2 separate regions of the Homo sapiens genome follow, and region 2 is linked to region 1. Evidence: chromatin loops called from intact Hi-C (ENCODE). Cell type or tissue: prostate gland. All regions are shown on one strand. Links, peaks and the distances in the headings refer to the core of each region. The heading gives the core; the rest is flanking DNA.

Evidence for each region. Peaks named below come from ENCODE experiments on the same cell type or tissue, not always from the same donor. Only the 100,000 strongest peaks of a DNase experiment are listed, where the experiment ranks them.
Region 2: it touches region 1 in a loop (7-fold over the local background); 8 of 110 quality-filtered maps call a loop at or near these places.

Annotation. Positions count from the first base shown.
Region 1 is chr5:7,815,191-7,818,109 of GRCh38, reverse strand. It overlaps ADCY2 (adenylate cyclase 2), which reads right to left. Exons shown (of 25, transcript NM_020546.3): 23 at 1,130-1,244. Among named protein-coding and RNA genes, the nearest start is that of CFAP90, 34 kb to the left of the region's middle. RefSeq lists enhancers at 680-1,407, 1,408-2,136, 2,373-2,910. In prostate gland, for the core only: a CTCF peak has its summit at 1,647 (motif pointing right); a DNase peak (open chromatin) is centred at 1,669; H3K27ac peaks cover 773 bases.
Region 2 is chr5:7,751,867-7,754,785 of GRCh38, reverse strand. All of the region lies in intron 15 of ADCY2 (adenylate cyclase 2), which reads right to left. Among named protein-coding and RNA genes, the nearest start is that of CFAP90, 98 kb to the left of the region's middle. In prostate gland, for the core only: no CTCF peak of the experiment used is centred there; no DNase peak of the experiment used is centred there.

The DNA.
Region 1 (2,919 bases), core at 285-2,784:
GACTCTCAGAAGAAGCAAAATGTGTTGCCAAGAAAACCATAAAATGGTCAAAGAAGCTCTTAGAACTCTGAATGGTTGCAAGTAACTGCACACATCGCAACCAAGCTGTGTGTTGACTTGATGGCTTAAAACACACATTTAAAAAAACAACAATTTGTAAAAGGCAAGTCATGAAACATGCTAAAAAAAATCAACTTAAAGTCTGTTAAAAATTTAGAAATCAGGAAGCCTTTGTTTTCAACCAAGTAAACGTTACTTTTTTTTTTTTTTTTTTTTTTTTTTTTTTGGTGACAGCGTCTCTTTCTGTCACCCAGGCTGGATTGCAGTGGCACTATTATGGCTTGCTGCAGCCTCAACCTCTTGGGTTCAATCAATCCTTCCGCCTCAGCCTCCAAAGTAGCTAGGACTACAGGCGTGCGCCGCCAAGCTCAGCTAATTTATTTTTTGTAGAGATGGGGTCTCATCATGTTGCCCAGGCTGGTCTCAAACTCCTGGAATCAAGTGATCTTCCCACCTCAGCCTCCGAAAGTGCTGGGGTTACAGGCATGAGCCACTGCACCAGGCCTAAAGGTTATTTTTTAACAATATTATAAAGAAAGCTGGATTTTTTTTTCTCTAGGATTTGAACACAATCGGAAAAGCTGTCGCTGTTTCAGAACCTATGACACATTTGGTGTTCTTACAGCTTGTGGCCCCAGGAAGATGGAACTGTATTGCAACAATTCTAAGATCCACTTTTTTAAAGAAAATATTTTTACATCTCTGAAATATGGGTGTATCTTATAGTTAGTGGCAGGTCCCAGTTTAATTGGCAACAGCCCATAAAATAATGTAGCAGCTCTTAGTGGATGTCTCACAGTGAATCAGCAACGCAGGATGGCTCAAGGCTGTGCGTGCCGTGTTTGTAGACGCGACCTTGACTGAGTGCAGGTAGCCTAGGTCCAATCAAAGGGTTTTTTTTTTTCTAATTTGTTCAAAAGTGTCCTTCCTTCTGTCATCCAGTCTTGCAACGGGATGCATTTGTAATTGTTCTACTCCAACACTGAAAGGATCATCAATATCTCCTGACTTACTCCTTATTCCACATCTTTGCCACAACTGAAACCGAGACCTCTTTTGCAGAACGTACCCACTCGCAATTTGAAGTCGTTGAAGGAGTGCTTGTTGATGGCATCCAGCTTCCCTACCAGGGCAAAAGCAAACTCCACCATGGTGCCAATGTGCATGTACTGCCGCTCGGGCTCCTGAGAACAAACACACACAGGCAGATGGAAGTTAGAGCATCACAGCTGGAAACTGTTCCCCTTTGTCCCAAACCTGAGCTTTAGGCAGAAAGGAATGCAGGCAAATTCTAATGCTACAAGGCACTGCAAACATTCTATAAGAATCAAATCCCATCTCAAGGAAGCACTGTGTGGCCAAGGGGAGACGTTAGGTGCTAGAAGACACTGACTTCCGTGTCTCAGGCCCCCTCAGGCCAAACGCATCATGCGGGCTAAGGCTGACCACGGGGAACCTGTATCGTATTAGTCCAGAAATCACCAAGGGAAGCTGGCTTTGAGGAGGGGCTGGCGCCTTCTTCCCTCCTTTCCCCTCCACAGCCGGCCTTTGCCTTTCTCTGCGGGGCTCTGGCTCTGGTGGCCTGACCGCTAGGGGGTGCCCGCTCCTTGTCCTTGGGCTGCCAGTGGCGATTGCCCAGTGGGAGGTGCAGTGGAAAAAGAGAGCAGGGAGGAGGCTTGGGGCCTCGTTCCTCCTCTTCCCTGCTCACCGCAGGCTTTCCACAGGGGTCAGTCTTCTTCACGGAGGACAAGGGCTACTGCCCCGGGTGGCAGCTACTGTCTCTGCACTGCAGCTCTCTCTAGTTCTGGGAACATCCCCCTCCTTTTGCCCTCTTAGGCCTTGAAATGGAGGATTTTAGGCTAAATTGTGTCCCTCCAAGTTCATATGTTAAAGTCCTAACCCCAGTCTCTCAGGATATGACCATATTTGGAGATAGGGTCTTTAAAGGGGTGATTAAGATAAAATGAGCTTATAAGGGTGGGCCCTAATCCAATATGACTGGTGTCCTTTTAAGAAGAGGCAGTTAGGACCCAGTCACCCACAAAGGGAAGGCCGTGTGAAGACACAAGGAGAGGAAGGAAAGAGGCCCGACAGGGGGAGAAGAGAGGCCTCAGGAGAGACCAACCTTGCTGACGACTTGATCTTTGGTTTCCAGTCTCCAGAACAGCGAGGCAATTAACTTCTGTGGTTTAAGTCCCCCGTTTGCAGTACTTTGTTATGGCAGCCTTAGCAAACTAATATGGAGGGTAACAATTTCCTCATTTACTCGTCCTTGAGGGCTGTGTCATCCCACGAGGAGGAGGGAATTACAGAGCTGAAGGAGAGAAGTCCTGAAGATTTCCCAGTGGGAAGAAGTGAACATTTCTATGCAGATTTCCTATTAATTTCTGTTTATCATTCCTGTTACCTGTTTATATTTAACATGAATTTGTAGCACTTACTATATTTATATTTGGAATTTCACCTTTTTAAAAGTTTCTATTTTTTGTTACATTATTAGTATATGCGTAGAATTCATTTAATTCCTTTAAATGTCCTGAAGGTTTCTGCTCCCCCAATACTTAACGATTCTGTGCACCAAAGTGGGGTGGAGCACGGTTTCTGTTCCAGCCTGCCTGCTGGGCTGCTGGGCCTTCGGGGTTTCAATGACATGCGGTCCCAGGCCTGCCGGGCATGGCTGCTTGGCCGAATGGATGTCCGTGTTAGCACGGAAGCCAGTGCCTTGTGTCTTTTCAAGTCGGCATCCCTCACTGGTTTGTGAGCTCCACCAGGGTAGAGACTTTGCTCTATTAATCTGTGTCTCCACAGCAGAATAAAGTCCCTGACAAAGAAGAAGAACTCAATAAATGCCTATTGAAT
Region 2 (2,919 bases), core at 277-2,776, 63 kb after region 1:
TCCTAGGTTCAAGCGATTCTCCTGTCTCAGCCTCCTGAGTAGCTGAGTTTTTTTTGTTTGTTTGTTTTGTTTTTTGCCATTACCTTTAAACCGCAACTACTTTTGCACCAACCTATAATACAATATGAAGAGCCGAGCTTCAAATGAAATATTATGCTCATCTAGCTCAGATTCCATTAGATAATGGCATTTGGTTTGATTCTCACAAATTAAGACAGTATTTATATATTCACATCCAGATTGACTACAGTTAGTACCTTTAAGAGAAAATTATTAAAATCAATGCTCTTATATTTGTGAAATTATGATAATTTCTGTACACAGAAATTATCAATAGATATGATAATGAAAATGTTAACAGTAGAACATTTAAAAAGTTTATTACTTCAGGGGAAAATGTACATCTAGCTAAGATTGCATATCACTGTCAATTAGGTAAAATATTAGCTAGTTATTACACAGACAAATTTTTGAAATTACAAAATTAAAACAAGTTACTGTGTTTGAAGATTTAGAAAAATACGTGGTGATAATCTTGTCAAATATGCTAATCTAATAGGAATATGTTATATTCTGCTCATAGGCTAGTAACTTACTAAAACAGACCCGGGCAGATATGCAGGAATTTTTTTCTGTTCGTGTGACATGCCAGGCAAAATGACGAATCGGCAGCACTTGCAGCTACTTACTAGACGCATGGGGGTTTGGCAGACATGGGTTTGGCACAACAGGTTCAGGATGCGCTTGGTTCAATTATTCACCCATGCATTTTCCATGCATACCTCAAAGTTCTCCCTCACAATTGTTTTAAAACTTATGCCAAATGTGTTGTTCCAGAGGTCAGGGAGACAGGCGGTATCTTTCCTTGTCACCAAGCAGTGACAAGGTAAGTAAACCTGTTCTGAAGTGTAAAAATTGGTAGGCATTGCTGCTGGCAAGGACAAGAAAGTAGAAGAGAACAGAGAGGTGACAGTTGCAATGACAGGGATGAAAGAGGAAGTGGAGGATCAAGCTGGTGGGGGGAGCAGAAGAAACCAATGATGGGGATAAGAGGAGAAACAGGACTAAGATTCTAAAATGGAAGGAACCTGATTAAGAAAAATGGAGACCCTTGATTCAGTGTGTAGCTCTGTAGAAAAATTACAACTTGGCTCTTGATATGATCATTGGCTTCAGTTTATCCTGTTTTTGATTAAGTATTAAAGGCTCTGGTGGAAAAATGTTTATCAAAATTCCGACCATCCTAATTAAATGTTATAAATGACAACATCTCAAAAAATATTTTGGCCTTTATTTGGAAGATACTATTCAACTGAAAATGAGAAAATGCCTGCTGTGAGCCCAGTCAGTGGAGTCATTTTCTTTGATCTTTGGTTTAACTCCTGGCATAATTTCAACCACATCTGTTTCCTCCCTTCCTTGATCATCTCACTGAACCCCATGATCGGCTCTTACTTACAGTGAGCTCACCGTGTACCTTCTAGAAATGCACTTGGATGTGAATATCACATTCATCCATTAACAAACAAGGGATTGATACTAAATGCAGTGGGAGATGTAATAAAAGAAGAAATATATAGGAAAATCCTAGCCAGGCACTGTGGCTCACGCCTGTAATCCCAGCACTTTGGGAGGCTGAGATGGGCAGATCATGAGGTCAGGAGTTTGAGACTATCCTGGCCAACATGGTGAAACCCTGTCTCTACTAAAAAGACAAAAATAAGCTGGGTGTGGTGGCGGGTGCCTGTAATCCCAGCTACTAAGGAGGCTGAAGCAGGAAAACTGCTTGAACCCGGGAGGCAGAGGTTGCAGTGAGCTGAGATTGCACTACTGTACTCCAGCCTGAGTGACAGAGCAAGACTGTGTCTCAGAAAAAAAAAAAAAAAAAAAAGGAAAATCCTATCATAGAATTGATGATGGGGACAACGAGCAGTGGGGTGTGGTAGGAAAAACGTGGGATGAATCCCAATGTTCTTAATCCAGTACATGCAGATCTTCCTCAGAAAAACAAAATGTTCATACATGCTCCACCAAAAATATCAGCCAGCTTCTCTTCCTTCCCTCTCTCTTTCCTTTTTTTTTTCTTCCCTTGTTTTGATCCACTTGCAATGGAAACAACTGGTAGTCTCTCAAATTAAGTTAAATCTAAATTTTTCACTCTAAAATTAATTCTTCATAATTTAACTTAATCATTATAAAAGTAGACTTCATTTACAGTTTCATTAGTTTCCATTTTAACAATAAGATGAGACACTTGAAGAGAAGTAGAAGCTCATATTAAGTGAACTTAATAAAATGAAAAAAAAAATCCAGAAAAGTTATAAAGATATCAGAGTGGCTGAGAAGCAAACTTTTATTATTAGAAAAACGAAATCCATCTTAAAAATCTTGCTTGGAAAATATAGTGGTTTCATGTTTCATATAAACATGTACTTTTGTGTATTTGCCTAAAGGAACATCTACTTTGGCATTTTAATTAGCTGAGGACCGTCATTCTGAATGGCAGGAATAAGCCGGAGCAATAATTACTTGTAACATTTAATGTCACAAAGACTGTGATGTGTACTTTGATTATTTAATTGTCCTTTAATTTCCCATAGGAAGACTTCTTTATGCCAATCAATCATATTTTACAAAATCAACCTGTTTCTTCTTTTCGCCCTGGGTGAGCCACATCCCTGCACTGTTGCTCCACTGGGTACCACATTGCATCATTTTTGCTGACATGCTTGTCTCTGGCCAAATGCAGAGGTGGTTGAGGACAGTGACCATATCGCACTTGTCTCTGTTTTCCCAGAGGCCAGTATAGTGTTTGTTAAATGGTAGGAACTCGTCAAATACGTGTTGATTCTGTTTACTATTTTTAATGATGGACTCAAAGGGAAATTACCAGGGCACAGAAACAAAGAGAGAGCTCAG